Linked DNA regions of Homo sapiens: region 2 is linked to region 1. A link is an interaction called in ENCODE POLR2A ChIA-PET data of the cell type or tissue named here. Cell type or tissue: A673. All regions are shown on one strand. Each heading gives the region's core, and the rest is flanking DNA. Links, peaks and the distances in the headings are about the cores only. Region 1 overlaps SUGCT (succinyl-CoA:glutarate-CoA transferase). Region 2 has its middle 58 kb from the start of LINC01450.

Region 1 (16,664 bases), core at 3,495-11,494:
TGTCTTTTCTCACCTTCAAAACATCTATGAATTTGCAGTATGGATTTGCAGATCCTATTCTAATTATTCTATCTTTTTTTAAAGCTATAGTTATGTGGTGAATATGCCGAAAATAAGAACACACACACACAGACTAACTCATGCCGTAAGAATCCAACTGCAGCAGTGTTTTGTTTTGTATTCCCGTTGCTGTGATATGAATGTAGAATGCAGTTGCTAAATAATTTGCCTCATCCATTTGGGCTCACCATTCTCTGCTATTGACTCTGAAACACTATGAGGGCCTTTAATAATCTTTAAAAAATTATCTTTATAGCTACTCTGTGAAACCTGAGCCCCATTTCAATCTCCAATGCCTATAATGAAGTCAGTCAACCAGGAATTGAATTCTACCTCTTTTTTTTTAATCTGCATTCTACTGAAAAATCCTACTTCTTTTAAAGATTATGATCCTACCCCTCCACTGCTCAGACCCATCCTAGCATGTCATGGCCCCTGCACACCTCTGCAGTATCTTTTCAAGCATACTGCTCTCAGTTTTTAGTGTTCCAAACACTTCGGCTTTCTCTTAGATCCTTAAAGGCGTCTAGATCTTTCCTACCACGGAGCCTTTGCACATGGTATTCTCTCTGCCTCAATCACTTCTCCCCTTGCTCATTACATGGCTGGCTCCTTGTCATCCTTCAGGTCTCTTAAATGTTACCCCCCTCAAAAAAAAACCTTCCCTGACAAGCCCATTTACAGCATGCAACCCCTCCTCTGTTAATCTCCACCACAGTACTATTTCATTCTTTCATAATAGTATAGTTTGCTAATACATGTTGTATTTATTATATGTTTTAACTTGTTTATAGAATGTCTCTGACCTAGGCTGTCAGCTCCTTAAAAATGCAAGGACAATGTCTACATTGTTTGCCCTGAGCACTCAACACAGCCAGGAATATACAGAAGATCAAGAAATAGTTGTTTGGGGGTAGGAAAGGGAAGAAAGGAAGGAAATAAGGAGGGGAGCTATTTGGGCATTTCTGAATCTTTTATTCTCACTTAAATCATAAAATACAGAATGACGAATACTCATGTACCAGCCAGTCAGTTTATTTTGTGAATATAATTGAAATTCTGTGGTTCTCTCTTCCCTGTCCCATATCCTACCTCCCCACTCCCCAGGGTTAATCATTCTCTTGAATTTTGTACTATTCATTACCTTGTATGTCTTCATATTTTAAACACATATATTTTGTATGATTTTAACTCTATGTAATGCTATATAAATAGAGATTAAGGAAATGTCCCTGAGGAATTCACAAAAATAAAAAAGGCACTTTTCAAACCCTCTTCCTTTAAAAAAAAAAAAAAGAAACTTCATTAAATGACATGTACAGTGTTCCCACTACAAACTCAGTCTAGTCAATAATATAATGAAATGTTTATCCTTCCAGAAAGAAAGAGTAATGAAATTAACAAGAACAGGAGAAATAACATTTTAAAATGTAGTGGCGAGGATTCCTACTGCTAAATTTTTATAATTAATAACATGTTCAGAAGATACGAGGGAAAGAAGGTACAACTTAAAATTAAATTGTTAGGGGAAATACCATTGTACTTCTAAAAGTATAGAGAAATATAGAGTGGTCACTTCACAAATATAAATATGTCCTTCAGAGAATCTTCCTACCCAGTGGTACACAGGAAACACTGCCCTTTTCACAAAAATAATTCCTAGTGAATAATAGCTGTTTAAACACTGCCCCCTAATGTGCATACTCAGCTTCCTCTGAAATGATAAGAGGACCATGCTAATAAAAATAATCAGGTCCTTCCTCCCTTGTGATCACTCTAGCATTTTTGTCCTGCAGACCAGATTTCATAGACTGAGGCAATTTCAACCACACAACTGTCAGAGTGCATTAAAGTCAATCTCCCAGCCATTCTAAGATTACTCTCATCAGCAATAGGGCCAACATGTGAGTGAGAACAAACTATTTGGGCTTGGACAGCACTGACAAGAGAGCAATACCATTGGGAAATATCAGGAAAGTCTAGGATCTCAATCACAACATGTGCAACTTTAGACTGATGTAATCAGTCTTATTAAAAAAAAAACACACACACACAGACACACTGATTACCAAGAAAATCAAACTTTTTTTTTTTTTGAGGTGGAGTCTCACTCTGTCACCCAGGCTGGAATGCAATGGCATGATTTCGGCTCACTGCAACCTCTGCCTCCAGGTTCATGCAATTCTCCTGCCTCATCCTTCCAAGTAGCTGGGATTATAGTCACCCACCATACCCAGCTAATTTTTGTATTTTTAGTAGAGACGGGGTTTCGTCATGTTGGTCAGGCTGGTCTTGAACTCCTGACCTCAGGTGATCCGCCCGCCTTGGCCTCTCAAAGTGTTGGGATTACAGTCACCCACCACCATACCCAGCTAATTTTTGTATTTTTAGTAGAGACGGGGGTTTTGTCATGTTGGTCAGGCTGGTCTCGAACTCCTGACCTCAGGTGATCCGCCCGCCTCGGCCTCTCAAAGTGCTGGGATTACAGGCATGAGCCACCACGCCCAGCCAAGAAAATCAAATTTTAAAAAAAGAGATGAACCTTGCTTTATATGCACACAAACTCACAACTCATGAATGACTTTGGCTTCCAGAAGAATCTGTTGAAATTTAGACTCCCTGACTAATAAATTTGTTCATGACTTCCACTATTGCAAATAAAATTAACAAGCGAAAGAAAATGGCAAAAATATATTATTCTCAAGTAGCACTGTTCAGTGTCACCTAATTACAAAATCTGTCATTACTTATTGATATGTCTAAGTATGGAAAGCATAGAGGCACTTACTACTAAGACAAGAAGCCTGAGTTTTAAACCCATCTGCTATTAAATAGCTGTGTGACCTTAGGTCTGGATCTGTTTCATTATCAGGAAATAAAGGAGAACGGAGTATATAGATGTTATTCTAATAACTGTCAGGAGGTGGGAATTAGGAGATTATAGAATAATGAGAGGTACGTTTTCAGACTACACATATCTGCCTATCACCCTCTCATTCCTCCATAATATCACTAAAAAGCACATGATAGAACCATTCTTCCTTGTCTGAGAACTACTGAATTATATAATCTATCTCCAATGCCATTTCACCACACTAAAATTTTAATACAGAATTTGAGAACTGTAAGAAAACTTAGAGACTCTCCAATCATTAAGTCAAGGCCCAGAAGAACTTTTGACCCTAACCAGTTAGTTATAAATGTGAATCATTAGGAAGTGTGGGCTTCCCAAGTAGACTAACATTTTTTTTGACTCGATGATGTGATAAAATGTATTATTATTCTCAATTGTCATCCTGCTCGAAACCCACACCCTATGCCATGTGACTTTGTAGTTCCTCCCTCTGAAACAGAATGTATTTCACCACCCATTGGTATTGGACTTGGCCATGTGACTTGCTTTGACAAATACTCCATTTGTTAGCAGATGCATTGGGAGCACAGGCTTTAAACACACTGGTGAAAATGGGCTTGTTCTCTTGCACTCCACCTTTCCCTATGAGGGGAGATGCATTTGGTGGCCACTGATCCAAGGAGGATAACAGACATGCAGAGCATACCAGTCCCCCAATGCACAACTTGGAGCCAAACCTAACCAGTCTGTATCAACTGAATCCCAGCCAACCACAGACATGGGAAACAGAAATAAATGCTTATTGTCATATAGCATTTTGCATTTGTTGGCTATGCAGCGTTTTTATGGTAATATGATAATTCAGAAGATAATTTACCTATATTAAGATTTTAAACCTCAACATTTCCATTAGATTACAAGATTCTGATGGAAAAAAATCTCTCCCTCACTCTGTCACACATATAAATATTGTTTAGACAGAAAAATGAAAATATGATTATGGATCTATAAAACAGCACATTTTAAAAAGTGAGATCTAGTGGCCAAGAATCATCTACCAAGTACAGAACCTGTCATTCAGTACAAAAGTTAATCATCAGGGCCGGGCACAGTGGCTCACACGTGTAATCCCAACACTTTGGGAGGCTGATGTGGGTGGATCACTTGAGGTCAGGAGTTCAAGACCAGTCTGGCCAACATGGTGAAACCCCATCTCTACTAAAAATACAAAAATTAGCCAGGCAAGGTGGTACATGCCCGTAATCCCATCTACTCGGGTGGCTGAGGCAGGAGACTCACCTGAACCTAGGAGGTGGAGGTTGCAGTGAGCTGAGATTGCACCAAAGCACTCCAACCTGAGGAACAGAGAGATACACTGCCTCCAAAAAAGAAACTGCTGTTGGCTGTGGAACCCCTATCATGTGCTCTGCATTACAGGTGGAACTGGGAATAGAATAACACAATCACATAAGGCAAGGAGTTCAAGACCAGCCTGGCCAACATGGCAAAACCTCATCTCTATGAAAAACACACAAAAAATTACCCGGGTGTGGTGGCTAGTGCACTTGGTGTTGTCCTGCCTAAAACCCTCTTCGCCAGTAGCTATGTGGTTCACTCCTTTACCCCATGCAGGTCTCTACTCAAATGTCACCATATGGGTAGGGCATTCTCTCACCTACCAGTTTGAAATAACTTATCCTCACCCCACCCCCTTGCCAACTACCAGACTCAATTACCAAAAACAAAAACAAAAGTGCTTATTTATTTACTATCTATCACCCTAACCTAGCATATAAATGCTCTAGAGAGCACAGATGGATTTTTATCACTCCTGTATTCCAGAATCTGAGTCTATTGCCTGGAAGATCAAAGGCTTGCAGTAAATATTTGGTGGATGACTGAGTAAAAACTTAAAATATTATGAATTTTTCTGATGCAAACTATTAATATAACATTTTATGTTATGAGTCACTTTTCTCTATCGCATCCCTAATTAAGAGTTAAGTACTTATATAGAAAACTAAGTAACACCGTGACTTTTTCCCTTTAGCCTAAACATACACATACATGCATATATAAGAGGTTCACTGGCAAGGGCTGAACAATTGGAAGACTTTATGCCACTCTTTTCCTTCCTTTGGCTTAGTGCTTCTGAATATATTGAAGGGATACCTTGGGTTCCTATGTTATTATCTTAAAGCCAATTAACATTTCAACTGTAGGCCAGGAGTGATGGCTCATGCCTCTAATCCCAGCACTTTGGGAGACCAAGGTGGGTGGATCACTTGAGGTCAGGATTTAGAGACCAGCCTCGCCAACATGGTGAAACACTGTCTCTACTAAAAATACAAAAATCAGCCAGGCATGGTGGTAGGCACCTGTAACCCCAGACACTCAGGAGGCTGAGGCAGGAGAATCCTTTGAACCTAGGGGCAGAGGGTGCAGTGAGCCGAGATCATGCCACTAAACTCCAGGCTGGGCGACAGAGTGAGACTCTGTCTCAAAAAAAAAAAAAAAAAAAAAAAAGAATTGTTTTCAACTGTAAATTCACCTATGCAAGAGTTAATAACAGTATTTTGTAAACATTTGCAAAACATCAACATAAAACTTAGCAAAACTATAGGCAGACAATTCAAAGAAGAAATACAAATAGCCAATAAATTTATGAAAATATTCATTTAGGTTAATGTTTCTTAATAATGTTCAGCAGCCAAGGCCGGACGTGGTGGCTCACGCCTGTAATCCCAGCACTTTGGGAGACTGAAGAGAGCAGATCACGAGGTCAGGAGATTGAGACCATCCTGGCCAACATGGTGAAACCCCGTCTCTACTAAAAATACAAAAATTAGCTGGGCGTGGTGGCGCGTGCCTGGTAATCCCAGCTACTCAGGAGGCTAAGGCAGAAGAATCGCTTGAACCAGGGAGTCAGAGGTTGCAGTAAGCCGAGATCGCGCCACTACACTCCAGCCTGGCAACAGAGCGAGACTCTGTCTCAAAAAAAAAAAAAAAAAAGAAAAAAGAAAAAAGTAAGTTCAGCAACCTAAACGGCCTTGGAAAAAGGAAAACAGAATAACTTCCAAAAAAAAAAAAAGCCAGCAAAAGGTTTCTTATAGCAATAAGAAAACACAGAAACTGGAAAACCTTTTAACTGACAAGGGTGTGGGGTTGAAATACCTGTGATGGAACAATAGATGATGTGAGGAGCAATCTCGTCTATATCTTCATATCCCAGGCCCATTGCAGACAGTTTGCCAGGGACATAGTTTTCCACAAACACATCACAAACAGCTGCAAGCTGATGGAAGAGGTGAACATGAGTCAGACTTCCACTCAACAAATCCCCACATGATAGAATTTTAACTTTACACAATTGATTCTCCCTTTGTAATAGCTCAGAAAAATCACAGGACTGATGAAGCAAATTAGATAAACATAGAAGTTCTAGTCAACTACTTAAAGCATTACTGTCAGTAAAATAATGGCTATTAAAGTTTTTGTAAGTACATGTAAGTACATGCAGAATGGATTCTGCATCCTTCAAATGTAATAAATATCTAGACTACATGGTCTGTCCAAATAGATTCTCAAAAGATTAGGTAGAAAAATTAGAATGTAAGTACACTAAATCAATGAAAAACATTTTTTAAACCTTTACAAGAAAACTAAATAGGCCAGGTGTGGTTGTTCACTCCTCTAATCTCAGCACTTTGGGAGGCCAAGGCAGGTGGACTGCTTGAGCCCAGGAGTTCAAGATCAGGAGTTCAAGACCAGCCTGGGCAACATGGCAAAATCCCATCTCTACAAAAATTAGCCAGACACGGTGGTGCATACCTATGGTCCCAGCTGCTCGGGAGGCTCAGGTGGGAGGATCACTTGAGCCGGTAAATTGAGGCTGCAATGAGCCGTGATGGCGCCACTGCACTCCAGCCTGGGAGACTGTTAGACCTTGTCTCCAAAAACAGACCTAAACACAATATCTCTACTACTCAGCATCCCTATTATTATGTAATATTCCTCATTATAACATGCACTTAACGCACTTAAGCAGGATTCTGAAATGTTTTCACACCTTTCAGATGCATTCTTCCCAAAGAGTTTTAAATGTATTTAAGAACCACTGGAGTTTTTTTTCTTCAGGCTACTAAACTATAGCCCAGTAAACCAGGAACTGTCAGGAACAAAATCCAGATTGTGATGCCCAGACCGCTGTTACGGGAATTAGAGGACAATGCAGCATTGTAAACCTTAATTTTACAGAAATTTTACAAAAAATTGGGAAATTTTTTTCCCAAAATTTCAATTGTGACTACATACTTTTAAAAATGTTTTTAAAGGGCCAGGTGCAGTGACTCACACCTATAGTCCCAGCACTTTGGGAGGCCGAGGGGGGCAGATCATTTGAGGTCAGGAGTTCAAGACCAGCCTGGCCAACATGGTAAAACCCTGTCTCTACTAAAATTACAAAAAAATGAGCCAGGTGTGGTGGCACATGCCTGTAATCCCAGCTACTCGGGAGGCTGAGACACAAGAATCACTTGAACCTGGGAGACAGAGGTCACAGTGAGCCGAGATCATGCCACTGCACTCCAGCCTGGGTGACAGAGTGAGAACCTGCTTCAAAAAAAAAAAAAATCTTTTTTAAATAAATTGGCCGGGCATAGTGGCTCACACCTGTAAATCCCAGCACTTTGGGGGGCCTAGGTAGGCAGATCACTTAAGGTCAGGAGTTCGAGACCAGCCTGGCCAATATGGCGAAACCCTGTCTCTACAAAAACTACAAAAATTAGCTGGACGTGGTGGCACGTGCCTGTAGTCTCAGCTACTCAGGAGGCTGAGGCAGGAGAATCACTTGAACCCAGGAGGTGGAGGTGCAGTGAGCCAAGATCGTGCTGCTGCACTCCAGCCTGGGGCAACAGAGTGAGACTCCATCTCAAAAAAAAAAAAAAAAAAAAAACACAGTAATTGGCCAGGCCAAATAGCTCACACCTGTAATCCCAACACTTTGTGAGGCTGAGTCGGGGGGATAGATCACTTGAGGTCAGGAGTTCAAGACATGCCTGGGCAACATACCAAGGCTTCGTCTCTACAAAAAATTTAAAAATTAGCCAGGCATGGTGGCACATGCCTGTAGTCCCAGCTACACAGGAGGTTGAAGAAGGAGGACTGCTTGAGCCCAGAAGGTGGAGGCTGCAGTGAGCCAAATTCTCACTACTGCACTCCAGCCTGGGCAACAGAGTGAGACTGTCTCAAAAAAAAAAAAAAAAACACTACTACAAGCACTAAAGAAAATAAACTGCAGGCTGGCCAGGCACAGTAGCTCATACCTGCAATCCCAGCTCTTTGGGAGGCTGAGGCAGGTAGATTACCTGAGGTCAGGAGTTCAGGACCAGCCTGACCTACACGGTGAAACCCCGTCTCTACTAAAAATTACAAAAATTAGCCAGGCATGGTGGTGGGCACCTGAAGTCCCAGCTACTCGGGAGGCTGAGACAGGAGAATTGCTTGAACCCAGAAGGCAGAGGTTGGAGTGAGCCGAGATCGCACCATTGTACCCTAGCCTGGGAGACAAGAGCAAAACTCCACCTCAAAAAAAAAAAAAAAAAAGAAAGAAAGAAAATAAACTGCATGCTATATAGCAAAATTCTAATATTTTTGTTTCATCTAGGCATAGGATAAATGAGAGTTCATTATTCTTTCAACTTTTCTGAATGTTTTAATTTTTCATAACAAAATGTTATAGGAAAATAAAACTCATGCATTGCTCTGCTGACCATAACACATGCCCATAATAATGATATTGTAACTGTCAACTAATTAACATAGAAAATTGTCTGAAATATTGGATAAGACATGATCAGAAGTTATCAAATCATATTGCCACAATAATACTAAGTTTCATATAGGTTTTCTAGGCAGAGTTTCAGTTTTTACACAACCTGTTTTTGGTTAGCCTAGCTGACAAAGGAGTCATACTTTTTGAAGCTCTCATGTATCCAGCTGATTGCCTTGTGTAATACTTTGGAACTGTTTCTATAAACTAAACTCATTGTATTAGCAATCATAGCCACCAAGGCCTAAATGGAGAGGGGTTATTTTTGCTAATCCTTTTTTTTTTTTTTTTTTTTTTGAGATGGAATCTCACTGTGTCACCCAGGCTGGAGTGCAATGGTGCAATATCGGCTCACTGCAACCTCCGCCTGTCGGGTTCAAGCAATTCTCCTGCCTCAGCCTCCCAAGTAGCTGGGACTACAGGCACGCACCAACACGCCCAGCTAATTTTTGCATTTCTAGTAGAGACAGGGTTTCACCATGTTGGCCAGGCTGGTCTCGAAGTCCTAACCTCATGATCCGCCCACCTCGGCGTCCCAAAGTGCTGGGATTACAGGCGTGAGCCACCATGCCTGGCATTTTTTGCTACTCTTAAGGCCAGAAGAGAAATCTGTACCAGAAATATGAAAGACTAGAGAAAAAATAATTTTTCCTTTAGATAGTAAGATACATAACTTATTAATTGTAATAACTATCTAAAAGCAATTGGCTGGCCATGGTGGTTCCCACCTGTAATCCCAGCATTTTGGGTGGCTGAGGCATGCGGATTGCTTGAGGCCAGGAAAACAATTTAGAAAAATCAAACCAAGTTTCAAAAGAAAAACAGAAACAAACCTAAGTTATGCTACAGGAAAGATATGGGAAGAAAGAGTGGTAAGATCAGGATGATTTTCAAGTTTTGGGTTCAAAATATATCTAGTTAACGAAAATTCTAAATTGGCTGCATTGATCCAGCAGAACTAAAAAGAATGGTCCCTGATTCTGATCTTAATAATTAAAGATTATCTTTCAATAACTGAGACAGAGAACATAAAGCAGCAGCAGAGCAATTGAAGCTAAGTTAATGTTTTGGTAAAAAATAAAGTTTGAGGCCAGGCGCGGTAGCTCACGCCTGTAATCCCAGCACTTTGAGAGGCCGAGGCGGGTGGATCACCTGAGGTTAGGAGTTTGAGACTAGACTGACCAATATGGTGAAACCCCATCTCTACTAAAAATATAAAAATTAGCCGGGCATGGTGGCACATACCTGTGGACTCAGCTACTCCGCAGGCTGAGACAGGAGAATTGCTTGAAACCAGGAGGCAAAGGTTGCAGTGAGCCGAGATCGCGCCACTGCACTCCAGCCTGGGTGACACGGCAAGACTCTGTCTCTAAATAAATAAGTTTGAGACTTGGTTCTCTAACCAAATAGCCCTAAGTACAGTTGGCCCTTGAACAACAGGGGTTTGAACTGTGCAAGTCCACCCCTAGGTGGATTCTTTTCAACCAAACGTGGATGGAAAATGCAGTATTCACTGGATGCAAAACCCATGTACCCTGACAGGCAATTTTTTGTATAAGCAGGTTCCACAGGGCCGACTGCAGGACTTGAGTATGCACAGATTTTGGTATATGTGGAGGTTCTAGTAGAACCAATCCCCTGAATACAGAAGAATACTATACAACCATTAGATTCAACTTAAACCTTAACAAGGATGGCAAACAAGGTTTATCCCACATGATGAATCCAACATCAGGAACATAGGAATAATAATAGCTAATACCTCATGAGTGCTGACTATGTGGCAAGCACTCGTCTACACATTTTACAAAGACTAACTCAATTCTAACAACAACCCTAGAGAGTAGGTACTATTGGGCTGGGCGCGGTGGCTCACACCTGTAAATCCCAGCACTTTGGAGGCCAAGGTAGGCAGATCACTTGAAGTAAGGAGTTCGAACCAGCCTGGCCAACATGGTGAAACCCCATTGCTACTAAAATTACAAAAATTAGCCAGGTGTGCTAGTGCACACCTGTAATCCCAGCTACTCCAGAGGCTGAGGCAAGAGAATTGCTTGAACCCAGGAGGTGGAGGTTGCAGTGAGCTGAGATCATGCCACTGCCCTCCAGCCTGGGCAACAAAGCGAGACTGTTTCTAAAAAAAGAAAGAAAGTAGGTACTATTATTACCTCCAGTTTACTAATGAAGAAACTGAGACACAAAGAAGTTATGTAACCTGTCTGAGGTCATATAGCCAGTAAGCACAGAAGGCAGGATTCAAATCCCATGCAAAGGTATCCACCCTTAATTTAACCACTGTGCCTTCCAGCTCCTCTAAGAAAGATGCTCAGATCAGGTCTGGATATATTGGTCATCTGAGTAAGGGTTAGAGAAAGCTTGGACTTTCCAGTGATGTGACCCAGATCCAAATGTCAGCTTTTCCCCATACTAGCTAGGGAATCTTGGAGCATCACTTAGGCACCAGGAAACTCAATTCCCTTTTATGTAAATGAGATTTCAATACTTCATTTACAAGGTAAAATCTGAGGATTAGAGGAGATAATGTGAGCAAAGTGCCCAAGCCCAGGATTTGCTGCAGAGTTGGTGCTCAGTCAATAGTAGCTAGCACCATAATGATACACAATATACAAAAAATTTAAAGCACATCACACTTACAAAGAAGTATACAAATCAAAGTAAATACTTAAAAGGTATTTGTTGCAAACGTACAGATCACCCATAAAATTGAGTTTTAAAACACTTTTGCTCTGATATTCCAAACCCTAATTATAACCTAGGTGGTAGGATGCTTTCTATACATCATACTGTACCTCTTTGATGATTTTCACCCCTTTTGGATCCTTGATATTAACAGCAATACTCTAAAAATTAAAAAATATATATATATATATTATTTCGATGACCAAAACACAAGAAGCCCAATCCCCACCACTATGCAATATACCCACATAACAAACATGCACATGTATCCCCTGAATCTAAAATAAAAAGTAAAAAAAAAAAAAAGTATGTGTATTAAAATACTATCATAAAAGTTTTTCTTTTTTTCTTTTTTTACTTTTTGAGATGGAGTCTTGCTCTGTCACCCAGGCTGGAGTGCAGTGGTGCAATCTTGGCTCACTGCAACCTCTGCCTCCCGGGTTCAGGCGATTCACATGCCTCAGCCTCCCAAGTAGCTGGGATTACAGGCACACGCCACCACGCCCAGCTAATGTTTGTATTTTTAGTAGAGACGGGGTATCGCCATATTGGCCAGGATGGTCTCGATCTCCTGACCTCGTGATCCGCCCGCCTCAGCCACCCAAAGTGCTGGGATTAAAGGCATGAGCCACCGTGCCCAGCCATGAAAGTTCTTCTTATTGCTGACAAGAAAGCCATTCATATCATAGATCATCCTCTTAAATTTATTTTATGCATGAAGAAATATTTAAATCATCTTTACTGATTCTATTTACCATGAGGATATATTAATATGCTAACAAGGATGATAGGAGATGTTTTTAAAGTATAATACCGAGTGTTAGGCAATTATTCCCTAATAATAACAAATGTAAGGAATCAAATAATTTTTCTATTTCATAAAATTATTTCCATTATAAATTCTTATGAAATGTTCTAAGTTACTTAGTAGGTAAGAAAGAGTAGTAAAAAGCTCCATTATTTCTACTTAGTGAATGGTAAATGAATAGAATTTTAATTTATTTGAAATATTAGTTACATCTTAATTTTTTTAAGGAAGAAAAAAACAAGCCACAATGATATCAACAGTTTTGCTATTATAAGAGAATTACACACAAAAAGCAAAAAAGGGATGATATTCTTACTTTTTTATTTCGGTTAACACTGAGATAATATGTACTTTCTGTCCCAACAAAAGGTGGCCCCCAAGTTCGTGTATCATCACCAGCTCCTGAAAATAATAACATGAGCTATTAATCTTTGGGGTTTGTTTTTTTTTTTTTTTTTTTTTGGAGATGGAGTCTTGCTCTGTTGCCCAGGCTGGAGTGCAGAGGAACGATCTCTGCTCACTGCAACCTCTACCTCCTGGGTTCGGGTAATTCTCCTGCCTCAGCCACCTGAGTAGCTGGGATTACAGGTGTGCACCACCATACCTGGCTAATTTTTGTATTTTTAGTAGAGACAGGATTTCACCATGTTGGCCAGGCTGGTCTCAAACTCCTGACCTCAGGTGATCCACCCGCTTCAGCTTCCCAAAGTGCTGGGATTACAGGCGTGAGCCACCGCGCCCATCCATTTAAAGCAGTTTCTAAGTGACCTTGAAAATAAAAATAAAAATAGTACTACCAACTTCTAGAACTATAATTTCACTGTACCATCAATTGCTAAAACTAGCTGGGATTACAGGTACCCGCCAACATGCCCGGCTAATTTTTGTATTTTTAGTAGAGACAGGGTTTCACCATATTGGTCAGGCTCATCTCAAACTCCTGACTTCAAATGATCCACCCGCCTCAGCCTCCCAAAGTGCTGGGATTACAGGTATGAGCCACCGCACCCAGCCAAGAAGCATTAGTTCTAACTGGAGATAAACCAATGACATCTCCTGCATCAGCCTCCATAGTAACTGAGATTACAGGCGTGCACCACCATGCCCGACTAATTTTTTATTTTTAGTAGAGACAGGGTTTCACAATATTGGCCGGGCTAGTTCCGAACTCCTGACCTCAATCCTGACTTCAAGTGACCCAGCCGCCTAGGCCTCCCAAAGTGATCCCACTGCACCAGGCTAGTAGTTTATTTTAGATATTTGCACTCATATCTCAGGTGGAGATAATGTCAGGAGTCTAAACTGGAGGCCTACAGGCTTTCCTGATCTAACTGGGGTTTCAGAAGGCTCTGTGTCCATGGCACATGACAGGAAATGTATGGTTAAAGGACATAAACTGGAAAAACCTGCAGCTTGGGAGACATGTTTTATTTGACCCACACAATTCTTTTTTTTTTTATTATTATACTTTAAGTTTTAGGGTACATGTGCACAACGTGCAGGTTTGTTACATATGTATACATAAGCCATGTTGGTGTGCTGCACCCATTAACTCATCATTTAACATTAGGTATATCTCCTAATGCTATCCCTCCCCACTCCCCACACCCCACGACAGGCCCCGGTGTGTGATATTCCCCTTCCTGTGTCCATGTGTTCTCATTGTTCAATTCCCACCTATGAGTGAGAACATGCAGTGTTTGGTTTTTTGTCCTTGTGATAGTTTGCTGAGAATGATGGTTTCCAGCTTCATCCATGTCCCTACGAAGGACATGAACTCATCATTTTTTATGGCTGCATAGTATTCCATGGTGTATATGTGCCACATTTTCTTAATCCAGTCTATCATTGTTGGACATTTGGGTTGGTTCCAAGTCTTTGCTATTGTGAACAGTGCCGCAATAAACATACGTGACCTGCACAATTCTTAAAATTTTTAACTAGCTGCCATGATTTCAAAATCTGGAAATCTTTAAAAATTCACACTGCCTTTCTTAGATGACCTTTTGACACACTCATTCATTCAACAAATATTTAATGAGCACCAACTATGTCACAGACACTGCTCTGTGCAGAGCAGACACAGCAGTGAACAAAAGACCAACAGCCCTGGCCTCGTGTCCCCTAGTGGAGACAATGCTGAAATTTCAGCTGCATCCTTGCTCACTTCCCTGCTCACTTTCCTCACTTAGGTTCCCTGCCTGGCCCTGCAGGCACACAGATACACCCACTGACTGGCTAACTCTACAAAAAGAAGAGTATACATAAATATAATATGCTCTTTGGTTACACAAATAAAAATAATCTCATCTAATAGTAAATCAGAAAACTACAACCAGGCCAGATCCGGTGGCTCATGCTGGTAATCCCAACACTTTGGGAGGCCAAGGTGGGTGGATCACTTGAGGCCAGGAGTTTGAGAACAGCCTAGGCAACATGGTGAAACCCTGTCTCTACAAACAATGAAAAAATTAGCCAGGTGTGGTAGCACACGCCTGTATTCCCAGCTACTTAGGACGCTGAGGTGGTAGGATCACTTGAGCTCAGGAGGTCAATGCTGCACTGAGCCAGGAGTGCGCCACTGCACTCCAGCCTAGGGGACAGAGCAAGATCCTGTGAAAAGAAAAGAAAAAGAAGAGAAGAGGAGGAAAGGGGAGAAGGGAGGGGAGGGGAGGGGAGAGGAGGGAAGGGGAGGGGAGGGGAAGGAATAAAAGAGAAAAGAAAGAGAAGGAAGGAAGGAAAAGAAGGAGAGAGAGAGAAAGAAAGAAGGAAAGAAAGGAAGGAAGGAAGGAAGGAAGGAAGGAAGAAAAAGAGAGAAAGAAAGAAAGAAAACAACAACCAAATTTTATGTAATTGAGGAACTGTAGAAGTGGATATAAAATGAAACTAGTTTTCTATTGAAATGTGAAAATACCACCAAGTTGCTTTTAATGAAAATCCCTTTTTCTCATATCTGTGTTGAATAACTATCTCAAAAACCCAAAACAATTAAATATATAATATGAATATTAAAATGTATTAATCAGAAGGGTGAAGACAGGGAGTCATAGTAACTGGTCAAAAAAAGGACAATAGGCCAGATGTGGTGGCTCGCCCCTGTAATCCCAGCACTTTGGGAGGCCGAGGTGTGTGGATCACCTGAGGTCAGGAGTTTGAGACCAGCCTGGTCAACATGGTGAAACCCCGTCTCTACTAAAAATAAAAAAATTAGCCGGGGGTGATGGCATATGCCTGTAATCCCAACTACTCAGGAAGCTGAGGCAGGAGAATCATTTGAACCTGGGAGGTAGAGGTTGCAGTGAGCCGAGATCGTGCCATTGCACTCCAGCCTGGGCAAGAAGAGCGAAAAGTCTGTCTCAAAAAAAAGAAGACAATAAATCCCTGCTAGGAACAAAGCCCGATACCAAGTGTATGGCGATGAGACATAATAAAGGCCTAGACAAAGAAAGATCTGTTGTGGTTTAGTTTCCATGGTGGAAACTAAAAAGTACAAAGAGGAAATAGGCCTCACTATATAGGGAACAACAATTTATAAAATTAATAGAAATACAAATGTTACCCTGGTGGCCAACAGAAATAGCAAGAGAAATTATTAATACATTGAATGTTCTATCTAGGAATGGAAAATGCAAGAAAACCAATGGTTGTAGTGCTGCAGTGTTGAAATCAGATAGCAATATGGAAATTAGAAGCTTTAAAGAAAAAAAACAAATGTTGAGCTAGAAAATAAACATTCTTCCGCATGTATCCAACAATGACTAAAAGCGATGAACATCATTAGCTGAATAAACAAAGCATCATCTCTGGGAGCAGGACTTGCCAGGCACTTCTACTGCCTAAGACTGTCAGGGATAATAAAAAGTAATAAAATATAATATACTAATATACAATATTCCCCATGCTCATCAGAGAATCTTCTGCTAACTGCTTTGGCCTCTTAAGAATATCTACTTAACAAGAAATTGAATCTTCCAGATCAAACATTCTACTTTCTGTAAAGACAAAATAAAATTTAAAATTTTTTAAAAAAGAAGGAAACAAACAAAAAGATATTCTACTTTATATGGCTATCACTTATGGTCAATTACTAAGTTGATGTAATTATAAATCATTCTCTTGTAAGTCTTAGAGATACATACACACTATTCAGCACTATACCAGTCTCACTGATTTGGGGATTCTGTTTAAGACCCGTAGGATCAGATCTTGAAACATAAATAATAATGCTAATTTTTGAAAACTTCTAAAACAAGCTGCATAGGCCATGTGTGGTGGCTTACCCACACCTATAATGTCAGCACTTTGGGAGGCTGAGGTCGAAGGATCGTTTGAGCCCAGGAGTTCAAGACCAGCCTGGGCAACATAGGAAGACCCTGTTTTTACCAAAAAAAAAAAAAATTTAATAAGGCCGG
Region 2 (16,664 bases), core at 5,418-13,417, 840 kb before region 1:
TTCCCTTACCTCACCATTCTTCAGATCCATTATTTTCAAGTGAACTGGTAGATACAGTTAGAACTGTATAACGATGCATTGTCCTTCATTGGGCCAAAATTTATAATATTTATGTACTCACTCATTTATCCATCAGGCCATCCATCTATTCAAAAATGCCTAAGTGCCCAGTCTCCAGCACAGCGAGACCAGGAGACAGATGCCATTCTAGAGCTGATGGCTGCCTGGGGTTGGAGAAAGGCCAGGGAGTAAACAAAGGCAATCCTGTGGCACCAGATCTGAGGCTTGGAAAGCATGTGAGTGGCATCAGGCAGGTGGTCAGTGCCACCTGCAGGCAGCAGGAAGGCTTCTGAGGCTGGAGGAGCAGGTATTTCCAGGCATGGAACTGGCAAAGTCACAACAGGCAATGAAAGATCTTTGAGCCATTTCACCTCTTGCCCTTACTCATGGGACTTTTTCTTCCTTGATTTCCCTAACCCAGCATGAAGGAAACTCTGGCACACAGCAGAAAGCTAGCAAAAGCCCACTGAGAGAGGTATGAGTACATTAATAGTGATGAGTAGTTAAAAGAAAGATAAATACAATAATTTTTTTAAAAAGTGAAGGCAACTGCATGGGAGGATCGGTGAACACAGGGTTGTGAATGGCTGCTTGTGGCTCACTCATCCATGGCAGACACCACTGCGCACCACGGAAGGCTTTCCAGTTGAGTTAAATGGCAAAGGACTCACAGCCCACCCTATTGGAGTATAAACTGGCACACAAAACGGAACCTACTTGCCATTTGCATTTGTAGACTATTCTTATGAGGATCTTGACCATGAAGAGTAAAATAAATAAAATCCTATAAAATATTAGAGAGGAGAATATTTTCTCTATTAGAGTCTTTGAATGTACCTGGAAAAAATATAAAATAGAATGTCTACATAGCAGTCATATCGCATATGGTAACAGCACTAAAAGAAACGGATATTTCTAGAATGCGTATAATTTTTTTCACTGTTGTATTTGTTCCTACATTCAACAAGTAATTTGGATTACCTGTGATGTGCAATGTGCTCTCTCGGAGGGTATTGTGAGGGTTATTGAATTGTGAAGATAAAGGGTCATGGGTATTGCAGAGAGAAGGATGAACTTTCCAAAGTCAGCATTTAAGAAAGATCTAAAGGACGTAGAACTGGACTTGAAAAAAAAGTGGGTTGTAACTTATACATGTGGGAATTGGTATGACATTTTAGAAAGAAAAAAATAGCCTGAAAACGCAGAAAAATAAAAATTAGGAGGAGAGGGAATTACAGGGAAAAATTTAATGTGTCCAGAATATGTATGCTCTATGCTGAGTGCAGCCTGGGCATTAGTTAACTAAATCCTCTCTTAATCATGTTCTGTCAGTCAGTATAAGGGTCCAGCAGACAGTGTACTCATATTCTTATATGTTGAGACCTTAAGAAAAATAAGTGACATTTTTAGGAAGCAGAGATCATGAGAGTCATAGCTAATAGGACCTCATTCATTGTGTCTATTTGGTCCTGGGAGAAAAGCTCAAACCACTGGCTCAGTGCCAGGCTGTCCTTCCACCTCTTGGTAGGAAGCGTATACAGCCAGGCTTCTTGTTCCCAAGAAACAAAATATAATGGATCTGTTGGAAAAAAATTATTTAATTGCTTTGATCTTCATTTTTCTCAGATGCAAATTGTCGAGAAATATCAGCCTCAAAGGATTGTTGTAATTAGTAGACAAAATATATGAGTCTAGCCAGATAGAGAGTAAGTGCTCAGTATACATGAATTATGGATTGTGGATAGTAAAAGCATGTTTCTGATATTGGTGGTGCATCAGAATCACTCAGAGGGCTTCTTAAAACACGGATTTCTGGGTCCACCTCCAGAGATTCTGATTCTGTAGGTGTGGAGAGGACCTGAACATTGCAGCCACAGGTGATGCTGCTGGTTCATGGGCCACTCTGTGGAGACCCTGCACTGGGCTATACTGCTTTTCTCTGCTGCATCACTTGACACACCCACTCAGGGGCCTCTAAACAACTCTGGACTCAGAGATAGAGCTGATAAACTCATCCAGGAAAATGTTTTAGATAACCCAATTTGCTACCTATTAATTAAAATAAATGAGAACAAAATAAAATGGTAGAATTTATTTCAGGCACTTTAGGTCCTGAAGTGAAAAAAATATATAGAGAAAGAAAGAGTTAGGAATGCTTTTGAAACCATACCTTTCCTATTAGTGCAGTGATATTGGAAATTTGAGAATTTCCTGGCTAATAAAATGTAGTCATCTTTCTACATAGCAAAAAGGCTACTGACTTCATTTGGCCCGTGAATATTATAGAATTCAAGTTGCTTTTTTTATCTATTCTTCCCCTTCTCTTTTCCACCCTCCCAACTCCATTATCCAGGACAGGGCTACACTGGGCACTCAAGGACAGCTTTGGCTGACACTTCTACAATAGACAAAGCATTGTTTAATTTGACACCCAACTGAGCATAGATGAAGCAGCCCTGGGAATAGGTCAGACACATTCTCTAAACTTTAAGGTTTCTTCTCAAATGTCTTAACGTTAAGGTTGAAAGACAGAAAACCCTAACCCACATCTCCCTCTCAAATATCCTGAGGTTGCTGAGTAGAGCTTTAGAACAGAAACTTAGCTCTTCTGGGAAACCACCAGTTTTCCAACAAAAGACACAGCACAATGAAAACTTCTGAGATTAATTGGAAAGTAGCAGATGTGGAAAGAAACAGCAGTATGCTGGCCATACATGTAAATAATCCTGCCTCCCTTAGTCCCCATCTCTAGTGGAAAATCAGCATAAAACTACTTTCTGAGAAAACTCTATGTGGAAGAATAGATGCCTCCCTCTCAGTACAGGTTAGCAGCCGCATCAGTTAGGAGGGTCCCACGCAAGCAACCAGGAACAGCTTCAAAACATTGCTGACCAGTGGAATCTGAGGTGAACTTCATACCGTCACCTTAAACAAAGAGGGAGAGACCATAACGCACGTGGCTGCTTCTTTACAAGAGATTTTCCCCATAAACCTCATTGCCTTTGCTATCCAACTGGCTCCCACCAATGTGTGCTCATGAACGTGTAAGCAAAGGAAACAACATTTATTGAGTGCCTTCCTATGTACTAGATCTTGTGCTAGGTACTTTACAAATAATATCTCATTTAATCTTCACAGCAACCCTGTGAGGAAATGCACATGTTGCATTAACAGATGAGGAGATGTGGGCTTAACCAAGGTGCAGCCACTTGCTTAATGTTAGTGATATGACCAGGATTACAACCTGGGCCTATTTGAAGCAACATCCAACCATTGCTGTCACCAAAAGATCTGTCTGGCTTTTTCTAATTTTAAAATTACAGTAAACTACACATAACAAAATTTACCATCATAATCATTTTTAAGTATATAGTTCAGTAGTTACGTATATTCACATTGTTGAGCAACCAATCTCCAGAGACTTTTCATCTTAAAAAACTGAAACTCTATACCTATTGAACAATAACTCTCCATTTTCCCTTCCCCTCTGCTCCTGGCAATCATCATCTTACTTTCTGTCTCTGTGAATTTGACTACTCTAGATACCTCATGTAGGTGGAATTACAGAAAATTTGTCTTTTTCTGACTGGTTGATTTCACTTAGCATAATGTCCTTAAGGTTGATGCATATTGTAGCAAATGTCAGAATTTCCCTCCTTTTTAAGGCTGAATAATATTTAAATTGTAAGTATACGGCACATTTTTTTTATCTGTTCACCTATTGGACCTACACTAGAGTTGTTCCCGCATTATAAGTATCATGAACAATGCTGCAATGAACATGAGTGTGTAAATATCTCTCTGAGACTCTACTCTCAATTCTTCTGGATATATACCCAGAAGCGGAATTTCTGGATCACATGAACATTTTATTTTTAATTTTTTGAGGAACTATCATAGTGTCTCATTTTACATTCTCACCATTTTACATTCTCACCAACAGTGCCTGCAAAAAATTCCAATTTCTCTACATCCTTACCGACATTTATTTTCTGTTTTTTTTTGTTTTGTTTTGTTTTGTTTTTTAAAGTAACCACCTTAGTGGATGTGAGGAGTGTGGTTTTGATTTGCATTTCCCTTAGGATTAGTGATGTTGGGCATCTTTCCACATGCTTATTAGCCATTTGTATATCTTCTTTAAGGAAACATCTATTCAAGTCATTTGCCCATTTTAAAATCAGGTTATTTGTTTTCTTATTGTTTAGTTGTAGTTCTTTGAACATTTTGAATATTAATCTTTATCAGATACATAACTTGCAAATATTTTCTCCCATTCCATAGGTTGTCTTTTCACTTTGTTGATTGTGTCCTTTGATGCATAGAAATTTTAAAAATTTTGATGTGGTCCAATTTATTTTTTCTTTTGTTTTCTGGGCTTTTGATGCATGTCAAAAAATCGCCATATTCAATCTCATGAAGCTTTTTCTCTATTTTTTTTTTTTTTGGTAAGAGTTTTGTAGTTTTAGCTCTTATGTTTAGGTCTTTGATCTATTTTGAGTTACTTTTGTATATTCTGTAAGGTAAGGTTTCAACTTTACTCTTTTCCATATGGGTAACCAGTTTTTTGAATACCACTTGTTGAAAAGACTGACCTGGCTGGGCATGGTGGCTCGCGCCTGTAATCTCAGCATTTTGGGAAGCCAAGTCAGGAGGATTATTTTAGCCCAGGAGTTTGAGACCAGCCTAGGCAACGTAGCAAGACCCTGTCTTCACAAAAAATTAAAAATTAGCAGGCCGAGTGTGGTGGCTCACACCTGTAGTCCCAGCACTTTGGGAGGTTGAGGCAGGTGGATCACGAGGTCAGGAGTTTGAGACCAGCCTGGCCAACATGGTGAAACCCCATCTCTACTAAAAATACAAAAATTAGCCAGGTGTGGTGGCACACACCTGTAGTTCCAGTTACTCGGGAGGCTGAGGCAGTAGAATTTCTTGAACCTGGGAGGCAGAGTTTGCAGTGAGCCGAGACTGTGCCACTGCACTTCAGACTGGGCGACAGAGTGAGACTTCATCTCAAAAGAAGAAATTAGCCAGGCATGGTGGTATATTCCTGTAGTCTCAGCTACTCAGGAGGCTGAGGTAGGAGGATCACGTGAGCCTAGGAGGTCAAGGCTGCAGTGAGCCATGATCATGCCACTGCACTCCAGCCTGGGCAACAGAACAAGACACTATTTGAAAAAAAAAAAAAAGAGAGAGAGAGAGAAGAGGAGAGGAGAGAAGACAAGACAAGATAAGTCCAAACCAGACTGTCCTTTCCCCATTGAATAGTTCTGGTACCCTTGTCATAAATCATTTGACCACATATGCAAGGGTTTATATTTGGGCTATCTGTTCTATTCCATTGATCTGTGTGTCTATCTTTATGACACTCTGTTTTGATTATTACAACTTTGTAATAAAGTTTGACATTGGAAAGTGAGGGATCTTTAATTTTGTTCTTTTTTCAACATTGCTTTAGCTATCAAAAGATCTATTCTGAAAAGGAAAAAAATAAAGGAGAAGCTTTTCAAGTCCAAGAATGAAATAGAGTTCTCAAACATACAAAAACTGTTTGGCTTGCCTATGAATACAGTAAAGGTGCCAGAACACGCTTCCAGTTTAAGAGGATCACTCTTAATAAGAATCTGAGACTGTTGTTCCCTCCTTCATCAGGTAGGTCTGCTGATTTTAGAATTAACCCTGGACTGTCACCAGTCTTCCCCCTACTCTCCTAGCCACTGAGGGTCCCAGCTGAGTCTCTTGGTTAAATGAGTTGCTCTACATGGGAAGTTGTGTTGTATTAACACCCTCAGAATCAGCAATCCAAGAACAGCAGAGCAAAGGAGATCAGTAGTAAACAGAATGAGATTTATGGGAGCCCCGCGGGGGTTGTGACCATTCAGGAGAGGGAGCTCCCTTTCCAGTTTTCAGTTTAGTGGCAGAAGGTCAGAACCTGGCAGAACAAATACACCAAATTCCGTAGGAAATACCTCTTTCAATCCAAGGCACTGTGGCTGGATATGTGAGTGGTTATGGAAACCTTTTCTTCTCTCTTGCAGAAACACACAATCAACAAGAAATATGAGAAGAAACAATATTGTTAGCACATTGGAAGATAATGGCAGGAGGTCCATGGGAGCCTGGGACCAGTCATCATGCCAAAGCTGAGGAAACATGAGCAAGAAGGCAAGAAGACAAGCCTTGGGAACGAAGGAAGCCACGTGGTGCTGCAGCCAGAGGCTGCAGGGATTTTCTCAGGGCCTCGTTGCTCACCCCAAGGCTTGTCCCAAGGCTCAGCAGGCTTGCTAAAATAGCCTTAGGCAACAGTGGGGCCTGGGGATGGGGAAAGGCCTCTTCCTCTTCATTACCCCTCTCCATCGCTCTTCCCACTCCCTGGAGCTCTTGCCTTCTCAAGTATTCCCTGGTCATCACCCCTGTGGTCTCTCCTTCCAAGAAATCTTTAAGCCCTTCCAAGAATCCAAGCCCCTGATTCATTCCACTCCAACCCCAAACACATTCTAGATATGCATGCACACATATACACACTCTTACACACACACACACACACACAGCCCACACTGGACTCTTTTTTTCCACCTTGATACTGGTCTCACAAGGGTCAGCTCCCTGGTGTGGTGTCTGGGGTCCCTCACACAGGGAATGCTGAGAGATTGGCTTTCAACGGCAAACATATGTTAGAGTGTTTGATGCCTTCACGTTGACAGAACAGAGAGTTATAGGGACTTTGAATTACGAAAGGGACTCTGGACTAGCCTGGGCAACATAGTGAGACCCTGTCTCTACAAAATAAACTTTTTAAAATTAGCATGGTGGCATGTGCCAGTGATCCCAGCTACTCAAGGGGCTGAGGTGGGAGGATCCTTGAGCCTGGGAGTTTGAGGCTGTGGTGAGCTGTGATTGCACCAGTGCTCTCCAGCCTGGGAACAGAGCGAGACCCTGTCTCAAAAAACGGAAAACAAATAAAGAGAAGGGGTTTCTGCTAGAGAAAGAGCTGCCCACAGAGAAGTTAGTGAAATGACAAAGGGAATTAAAATAAAATAATAAAGCATATATAAGAGAAATAAAAGAATAATTACTATTTCCAGAGCACTTTCTCTTTGCCCCACTCCCCTTTCCCCACGTTGCATGCCCCATGTCAGTTAACCCTGACAGCCCCATTTCGAGGTCAATATCACTATCTTCAGCTTGCTGATGATGAAACTGAAGTGAAGAGAGATGGAGCCCAATGTGCTCTCTTTTATGGAAACTATGAGGCATGGTATGGGAGGCAGAGATTTGGCCTTCATTGATTAATGTGTTCTCCTTCTGTGAATAGAGCCAGCTTATGGGGAGTTCAAACTGGGTTTCTAAAGCTGTCCCACAGCAGGGTGATCCTCCACTGTTGATGAGGAGGCAACTCACCTTCCTTTCCTGTCTGAAACTAGCACCGGTCACAGAAGAGTTGGCAGAGGGGTACTGGGGGTACTGGGTATATTAAGAGTAAGTGAAATATGACTACTTGTCTGTTCAGGGCAGCAGCCACGTCCCACGTAAAAACAGGCCTGCGGAACATTCCCTGAATGGACAGAGATGGGAGCCTCCCTTGGGCTTTCAGCCAAGGTGCCATTTTCGAGGGTTTTCTCAAGGCCTCTGTTTGCTGCCTGCAGAATAGCAGAAGGAAGAATCAGAGGAAAGTCAATACACAGCAGGCATCAGCTGCAAGTGCCTAGGTCAGAAGCCTCCAGCAAGTGCCCCACACAGCCCTGTAGCAACCTTCTACTTACACCAGGCCCAACAGAGGAGGGCAAAAAGGAGGTCAGACGGATGCCTCACTTTCCACCTGTCCCAGCTCCGGGCAGGCAGGTGCCCTGAGCTGCCCACTTCTCCAAGCCCTCTCACAATCCTTCCTTTGTCCCCCTCCATTTCAAGACTTTCTTGGAAAGAAAAATATAAGAAAGATCAGAAGCACTCTTCCCCCGCTTGCAGGGTGTGTATGTATTATTAGATAATTTTTTTCCTTTCCTGTGTTCTGAGTGACCCAACAACATTCCCTCATAGCAACTGCACTTTTATATGGATTAAGAACCAAATGTCGAAAACACAACAGAAAAAGGAATCTTATTGCAGTTTCCAACATCGGACCTGCCAAGAACTAGGAGCTTCAGGGAAGCTAAATCAATTACTTAAGAAGTTTCCATATTTTCAGCTTTTCTCAAGAAAAGCTGGAGGGATACTCAAACCTACCTTTCCAAAAAAAAAAAAAAAGTGCACACATGGCGGTGAACTGATAACTGAGGCATTTCCACGGTCTGCATGTTGGAAGGAGGGTCTATCTAGACATTTGCCAAGGACACTAAAGCTGATTCCAGAAGGCCTCTGGAATTGCAACTGAAATGACCCTTTCAATTAGTGAACTTTTCCAGGTTAGTTAAGAAATTTTCACTGTTCTGTCAGTAAATTCAATAATTTGAAACTCAGTGTTCTGAAATAAAAAAAAAAAAAGGCTGAGCACATGGACTTTACTGTCTTCTTTCTAGAATCTTCTTGAGAATTATGTAATATATCTTTTTTTTTTTTAAAGTATCATTCAGCTTAACACAACTCACCTAATGTGTGTTAAGTGCCTGGTGTGAGGATTCAGATTCAGTAAGGACACAGGAGTTCACAATTTAGAGGGAAAGACAGGCATGCAAGTGAGACCCACAGACATATGTAATCCATACTTCAAAGGCGAGAGTGTCTATGTGGGGGGAAATGATTCGGCTTCAGAGGGGCAGAAAAAACTAAAAAATAATGGAGACAAATGCCCTTGGTTGGCAAGGTAAAAAAGGCAATCCCAAAGGAAGGGCTTTCTTTGTGCTACAAATTTCACACACGTAATCATATTTCATCCACACATGCACAGGTGAGTTTCAGTGTTACAGGATTTGTCTATCCATTTTATAAGTGAGGTAATTATGATTGAGATAATGAGAGTCGAAGTCACTTGTCCCAGGTTACTAAAAAAGTAAACCACAGTTTGGACTCAAGCAGCTAACTTACCATCTGAGTTAGAGTCTGTGAATTAGACTCAAAGTTTGTGCCTGATTGCAGCAGACTGGCTTTGGTCAAGAGGGAAGGTAAGGAGTTCTGTTCTTAAAATGCCAAGCTTAAGGTACATGTAACAGAAGATTAGCTGGGAATAAAGGTCTGGGATTAGAAGGGAGTTTGGAGAGAGATATGAGAGCACTGAACAGATTGGTGGCAGCTGAGGTGTGTTTGAGCCTGAGGAAGTTTGTCCTGGGCGGGGATTTGGTAAGAAAAGCAGCAGTGGCAGCTATTAGGTTGGTGCAAAACTAACTGCTGTTTTTGCCAATAAAAGTAATGGCAATTACTTTTGCACCATCCCAGTAGAGTCCTGGGTTATGGCAGGAATCAAGGGATGAACAGAGAAAAGAGGGAGAGGGGCTGAGACAGTCAAGGGAGTGGAGGAAATACAGAAATCGGAAGAGAGGAGAATCTTAAGGAACGAACAGTGTCAAGACATGACATAAATGCTGCCAAGAGCTCATACAGAATGAAAGTAGTCATTAAACTCACCAACCAGTTGGTGTCAGACCAGATTTAGAACCCAGGTTGTTTGTCTTGTAATATCATGCTCTTTAATATTATGCTTTTCTGATGTAGAAACATTTCTAACATAAATTGTTACAAAAAGTCTGACAGCTATGAAAATTTTCTCGAAAGGTGCCTTAATTGAAACACTTTCCTGGTGAGGCCAGACACAGGAGCTGTTTGTCCATTCACTCATTCAGTCATTCGCCCATGCACTCGCTCATCCACTCATTATTGCACCCATTGATTCACTCATGCATTCCACAAATTTGTTTGAGCCTCTATAATAAGCCTGGCACCAGTCAAGTAAGCAAGACTTCCCACAGTGAGGGGACCTGAGTCCTCCCTGAAGGATCTTGCAGCCTCAGAGGAAACTGTCACTTGAACAAAGACGCTCATCTGTCTGTTGAACAGGATGTGAGACAAAACCACAGGGGGTTCCAAAGGCATGGGGCTGCTCCCCCTGAGGAGTCAGAGAAGCTTCAAAGACAAGGGAGCCTGATCCTGGTCCTATGAGCTGCATCATGTGAGGCAGATGGGAGAAAATGCAAGGCTGGGGGTTCCTGTGAGGTGAGGTGTCGGCAGTGCAGGCTGTGTGGAGACACGAGGAAGCTGCGTGGCCAGAGTGAGCTCCCACAGGTCAACAAGCTGCCCTCCTCCTGATATTTGATATATCAGCACACCACCTGCATTATTTGATGTTTTTACTTAAATCAACCATTTTAAGATAGTTTAGCTTCAAACTTTAAAATCCACAAAATTGCAGTTTTGATGCAGTATTTATTTTTCCTAAGACATTAAAATTTCAAAAAAGATATTTAACTGTGTATCTTGTAAACAACCTGTCCTAGGCATAACAAAATGTGAACACCTCAGGCCAGAGGGTAAAGGTGAGAGTATAGAGGGATGGGTCTTACATTTGGGAGGCCCAGCAACCCTTTGAGAGCATGATGGAAACAACGCAGCCCCTCTTTGCACCATGTGTGTAAATGCACTCCCAAGTGATATTTTGCATGTTATTTCAGGATGGAAGGGCCCAGGGGTTCCTGGATGAGAGGTGAAGTCACCCTGCTGTAGGAGTAAGAGGGCCCTATTGTAAGTGGTTGTGTTACAGCACAAAAGAGCAAAAGTGCACCCACCTGCTATTCATCTTATTTGGATTCCTGGAGACCACCTGGTTGCATTCAATAGCCAAGAAAAAGTTTCAAGAACCTTCTTTTCTCAGCGATACGAATACTGTAGCTATAAGAGGCCCAGGCAATGCCATGGGCCTTGGCCTGTGTGCACTGGGTACTTTGCCCCTCTACTGACTACAGGAATAGACTGAGTTAGCAGGCAGCTGGTGGCAAAGAAGAACACCGCTGGGGACAAAGGCCAGATCAGTGCCCCAGTGCCCAAGTGCTTCTCAGACCATTGGCCAGCCTGTGGGGCAGAGAAATAGGGAGTCCAGCCAGCCCATGCTGAGACGGTCTGGAAGGGGCAGCTGGAGCAGAACCACGCTATTCAAATTCTCAACTCCATTTCTGAGGCTGGGGGCCTTATTAAGTGATACCCCCATCACCCCTAGAAAGAGGCCTAGACAAGAAGTAAGGTTTGCCTTCTGTTGGCAAATACCTCCACTCAGAGGCCACTCCATCTTCCTCAAAAGACCAGAAAGAAGGGCAGACTGAAGGAAGGAAGAAAGAAAAGAAGCTAAGAAGGATGAATGGACACGCAGAAGAAGAATGTGGCTGCTGCTTTAAATGTACCAGTTTAAGCTCCAAACACAGTAGCTAAGAGCTCATGTTAAATGGTGAATAAATGAAAAGGTCAACATGTCTAGGGACCCAATTACCCTCAGCCTGGTGCACAAGAAGTCCCAATTAGTCTCATCAGCTCGCTTCTGTGGGTCTAGATGTGAGCAGCTCTGACCCCTCCAGCCCCAGCAAGATTGTGTTCATGGGTCCAAATGCTCCATGGTCAGCCTTGTTTTCTTAAGGCTCAGACTCGGCTCTAAACACTTGATTGTTTGACCCAAGGAGAAAAAGTCTGGCCCAGAGGTAATGAACTGTTAGTTCTCAATCTGTTTTACTTTCATGGAAAATGAGAATTCTCTCGACCACACAGATATTACATGAATCAAGATGTACTGTGCCCCCTTCTCCCTTGCACACACTCATGAGCACACACACATACGCACGCACTGCTGAATTCAAATGATCCAGGTTGGACCATGCCAGCATATCATAATTTAAATGCTCTCAACACCATGACAAGTATAATTAAGTTGCTCACATGTATTGCATTGTATTGGTTTCATGACCTATTATACTCAGGATGCCATGGTTATCCTAAGCAAAACAGTTTGATACTAATACCCTGTCACCATAATGTACACGGACAACATTGATAGGTTCATACCTCTGTGGAGACAGAAACTTTGCATTTTGACAATCTCATCCTTCTTTTTTAGCATTATTTCCCCTCCCTTGTGTCAATTATCTTTTCCATATCCCTCACCTACTTGGCCCCCCAAGACCCAATTCCAGTTTCATTTTCTTCAAGACCTTGCTGTCAGATGGGGACCAGCTCAGCACACGGGGCCAGCTCAGCACATGGGGCCACCTCAGACCCATCATAGGTCAATAGTTCTTCAAGTCTGACTCAGGAACCCCCTGAGTCAAAACATTTGGGTGCTTGTTAATTCAAGTTCCTGGGCTCTGCTAACTGAATCACAATTTCCAGGAGTGGGAAAGAGAAAGAAGCATTTTAAATAAGTTTCCTGGAAATTCCTGCATGTGCACATTTGCATGCATACCTCCCATCCCCTCCCTCCAGACTGTAAAACCTCTAAGATAAGTTATTTGACCTCCTAGAGCCATAACAGAAGTTTGTAAACCATAAAGACTTGGAAATTTCAAGACACCATTCTAAGAGTTGGTCTCAGCTGGGGATGAGTTAACATGTTTGGGTCCCAGAGTTCCTACTGTATGCAATCGTCTCAGATGTAGTTTTTGACAGCTACCTCTGCAAAAGCCAACAGATAATCAGGGAAATTTAAATGGCCATACAGCATCATACAAAGGACAAAAAAGAGAACTAGGGTGGTAAGAGAGCAGGTAGTGGAAGTGAGTCCAGAAAGGAAAGCAAGACAGAAGAGATGAAGGGAAAAGAAGTTTGCAGTTGTTGATCTGACTTACTGCAACTTCTGAAGATTGAGTATTCAGATGTCCCCTCAATGAGAGAGCTAATGGTTCCTGAACCACCTACAATTTGATTGTTGAATGACCAAATGTTTGGGCCTGGCTAGTTTCCTTTGTCCTCTACACATTAGGCCATACAAAACAGGGGCTTAAATTGGGGTGTTTTTTGGCCCCACGCAGTGGCTCATGCCTGTAATCCCAGGACTTTGGAAGGCCAAGGTGGGTGGATCACAAGGTCAGGAGATCGAGACCATCCTGGCCAACATGGTGAAACCCTGTGTCTACTAAAAATACAAAAATTAGCTGGGCATGATGGCATGTGCCTATAGTCCCAGCTACTCAGGAGGCTGAGGCAGGAGAATCGCTTGAACCCGGGAGGCAGAGGTTGCAGTGAGCCAAGGTCTCACCACTGCACTTCAGCCTAGCGACAGAGTGAGACTCCGTCTCAAAACAAACAAATAAACAAACAAAAACTGGGGTTTTTTGTTTTTACCCCACTGAAAAGCACTCACTTCAGGAGCCTAGAGATAAAGCTCTGTGTCACTCAGAGGTGGCATTCTGCATAGAACACAAATTAGTCTCCTGTGGCTTAGCCAGTTTATTTTTCTCTGATGACACATCTGAAGGTAGGCTCCACCATATTTTTAAGGTTCAAGGCTCTTTCCGTCTTTCTGGTCTGACTTTCTTAGAATGTAGTTGTGTACTTACAGTGAGTCTACTCTTGCCTTTCCTTTACATTCCAGGCAAAAAAAGAGGAAGACAGGCAACAGGAAGGAAAGGATACCTTCGTATCAGGAAAATGAAACTTTCTCTGAATCGCCAGCAATCTTCTGCTTCTCACTGGTGAGAATTGTCTGAGATGGTGAACTCCACTGAAAAAGAAAAAAAAAAAAACATGAGAAATGTAGCTTTTATTTTTAAAATGTAGGACATTGTCCCCTTGAACAAAACTGGGATTCTATTAGCAAGGAAAAAGATGCACATGGGTACTAGGTAGGTAACCAGCAGTGTGTACCCCAAGTCTGGAGATGTGCACTTGGCCTATCTGGGGAAGATAATTCTTTTGTTGTGTGTATTTGCTTGTTGGTTTAGTTCTACAGCCCTTACAGCTGTGGTGTGAAAGGCAATAATATGAATTTCCTGTCTTGTTCATATAATCCCCCAGCTTTTAGCATGTGCTTCAAGCATCTTCAGTCTAATTTTAGGTTCATTCATTCATTCATTCATTCATTCATTGAGACCCTACTAGATACTGGGCACAGGGCTCCACTCCATGAGCATGATGGAGTGAAGCTGGCTCCTATACTCATGAGCTTGCATTCTAGTAGAGAGAGGAGGATGCATGATCAGGTAAGTACAAGGTGGAGAGAAGAGTGCCACAACAAGGGAAGTAAATGATGCAATGGGGCACACAATATGCCAGGCATGCAGCCCATTAGGGGTTAGGGAGGGTGCTCAGAGAAGAGTAAGAGAGGAAGGTAATAGAGATGAGTGGGTGGGTCATTCTAGGAGAAATGGTAAGTATGATCTAAAGAATTTGGAAGAAGAATGTTGGCCTTCTGGAAATTTTGAAAGTTCAGAATATCTGAAATATAGCCTTTGAAACAAGGAAAAGCCAACAGGAGGTAGGCAACGGTCAGATCGTGATGCCCTTGTCCAGAAAGCACAGGGAGCCAATGACGGGCTTGAAGTGGAAGTCACAGATGGCCACAGACAGTCATGCTGTAACCTTGACCTGTCTGGAAAAGACTATTTTTACCACTGTGGATCAATCAGTTGAGACAATTCCATTCCAAATGATTTTGTTCTTACTTGGCAAAGCAACTGGGTAGAAAACAGATAATTTTCTTTCTCAGTCCTTTTTAGCAGTACTATGCAGACACAGCTTCCAAAATTCATAAATCAGAGAGCCCAGACCATATTGCTAGCATCCTCACCAACCTGTGACATTTCAGGCCATCATTTCAGGTTTCAGTGAACTGCCCTGCCGAGACTTGGCATAAGCTATTAGCATAGAAGACAGAGAATTCTTGATTTAAATAATCCTATGGGCCAGCCTGGGTAACATAGTGAGGCCCCATCTCTACACAAAATTTAAAAATTAGGCCAGCGTGGTGGCTTGCATTTGTGGTCCTAGCTACTTGGGAAGCTGAAGTGGGAAGATCACTTGAGCCCGGGAGACGGAAGTTGCTGTGTGCTGAGATCGTGTCACTGCACACCAACCTGGGCAGCAGAGTGAGACTCTTATCTCAAAATAAACAAATAATCAATCCTGTGGCACTTGGTTCCTACTACATTATCTACGATGCACTAATATGTCCTCCAACTATGAGTAATCATTACAGCACTCCCCTCTGTATCCTCCTCCCTTGGGGGTGGTCTGACCTGTTTCCTCCCTTTCTCCTCACTCACCACCCTGGGCTACTCCCACAACTCAGAGGCAACGATCTCACTTCTAGCCAATGAAGACTCACCTTGGAATTAACTTTTTATCATAACTGTAAAGACCAAACAGAAATGTCAGCATACATTCAGAATTTATAATGTATGATTAATCCAGGATGGAAATTGGGGTGGTGTGGGAAATCCTTAGATACTAAATAAAAATGTGTGAAAAATTCAAGCAGCAGATAACTTGGAAATCTAATCTTAAAATTTCTCAGCAGGAAAATGTAAAGGGAGGGACGAGAGGAGGAAGTAAAGAGTGCAAGGAAACATGTAAAATGAATGTTTATTTGCTTATTATTTTATAACCATCCTCTTTATGTGTATTTTCCAGACTGTATGTTATCACTGCCTTAATGGATGAGTCAAAAATCAGAAGGGTTAAATGAACTCCTAAAGGATGAAAGCCAGACTTTCCATTTCACCCACCATTTTTCAGAAAGTAAGGCTTCCAAATGAAACTCCATTTTGCCTACTCTCAGAAAAACCAAAAAAGCAGAAGATGGTGAATCACTGAAGATCTTAATAATGAAAAAAAAAAGCCTCTGGAAAACTTATGTCCACATAAAAACCTGCACATGGCAGTTTTATTCATAACTGACAAAAAGTGGTAGCCAAGATGTTTTAAATAGGCAAACAGCAAAACTGTGGCACGTGTATACAATGGTGTATTAATCAACAATAAAACAAGTGAGTTATCAGGCCATGAAAAGACATGGAGAAGCCTTAATGCATACTGTAAAGTAAAAGATGCTATTCTGAACAGGCTGCATTCTGTATGAGTCCAACTCTATAACATTGTGGAAAGGACAAAAGCTATAGAGATAATAAAAGGATCAGTGTTCTGCAGGAGTTGGGGAGGCGAGAGATGAGGGATGAACAGGTGAAGCCATGAGATTTTTAGGGCAGTTAAACTATTACTTATGATACTGCAATGATGGATACATGACATTATGTATTTGCCAAAACTCATAGAATATACAGCACAAAGAGTGAGCCTTAATGTAAACTATGGGCTCTGGTTAATAATAGTGTAATAATATTGGTTCATCAATTATAACAAATGTACCAAAATAATACATGTTAACAACAGGGAAAACTGGGGAGAGGACGGGGAAGGTATATGGGAACTCTCTGTACCTTTTCTTCTGAGCAATTTTTCTGAAAACCTAAAACTGCCGAAAGTAAAGTCTACTTGGAAAAAATAAAGTCTCTGGCATGGGTTTTTCCTAGAAGGAAGGCAAGGGAGTTTCAGTTGCTAGCAGTGGGCCTGGGAGACAAGGGGCTTTACAGGGTGTAGGAGGCTGTTTCATGGACATCCATCCATCCAGTCATGTGCCTGACCCCAGCCACAGAGGTGGAGGGGGTGTGACAACACTGCTGACTCAGGAGGTTCCAGAAGTTACA

Evidence for each region. Peaks named below come from ENCODE experiments on the same cell type or tissue, not always from the same donor. Only the 100,000 strongest peaks of a DNase experiment are listed, where the experiment ranks them.
Region 2: POLR2A ChIA-PET joins it to region 1 with 8 read pairs; 2 of 35 experiments call an interaction of 5 or more read pairs at or near these places.

The regions. Positions count from the first base shown.
Region 1 is chr7:40,184,485-40,201,148 of GRCh38, reverse strand. SUGCT (succinyl-CoA:glutarate-CoA transferase) reads right to left here. Exons shown (of 14, transcript NM_001193313.2): 4 at 12,569-12,654; 5 at 11,555-11,605; 6 at 6,089-6,209. Among named protein-coding and RNA genes, the nearest start is that of SUGCT, 58 kb to the right of the region's middle. In A673, for the core only: no CTCF peak of the experiment used is centred there; no DNase peak of the experiment used is centred there.
Region 2 is chr7:41,029,378-41,046,041 of GRCh38, reverse strand. It overlaps a transcript of SUGCT not described here. Among named protein-coding and RNA genes, the nearest start is that of LINC01450, 58 kb to the right of the region's middle. RefSeq lists an enhancer at 16,433-16,664. In A673, for the core only: no CTCF peak of the experiment used is centred there; a DNase peak (open chromatin) is centred at 10,021.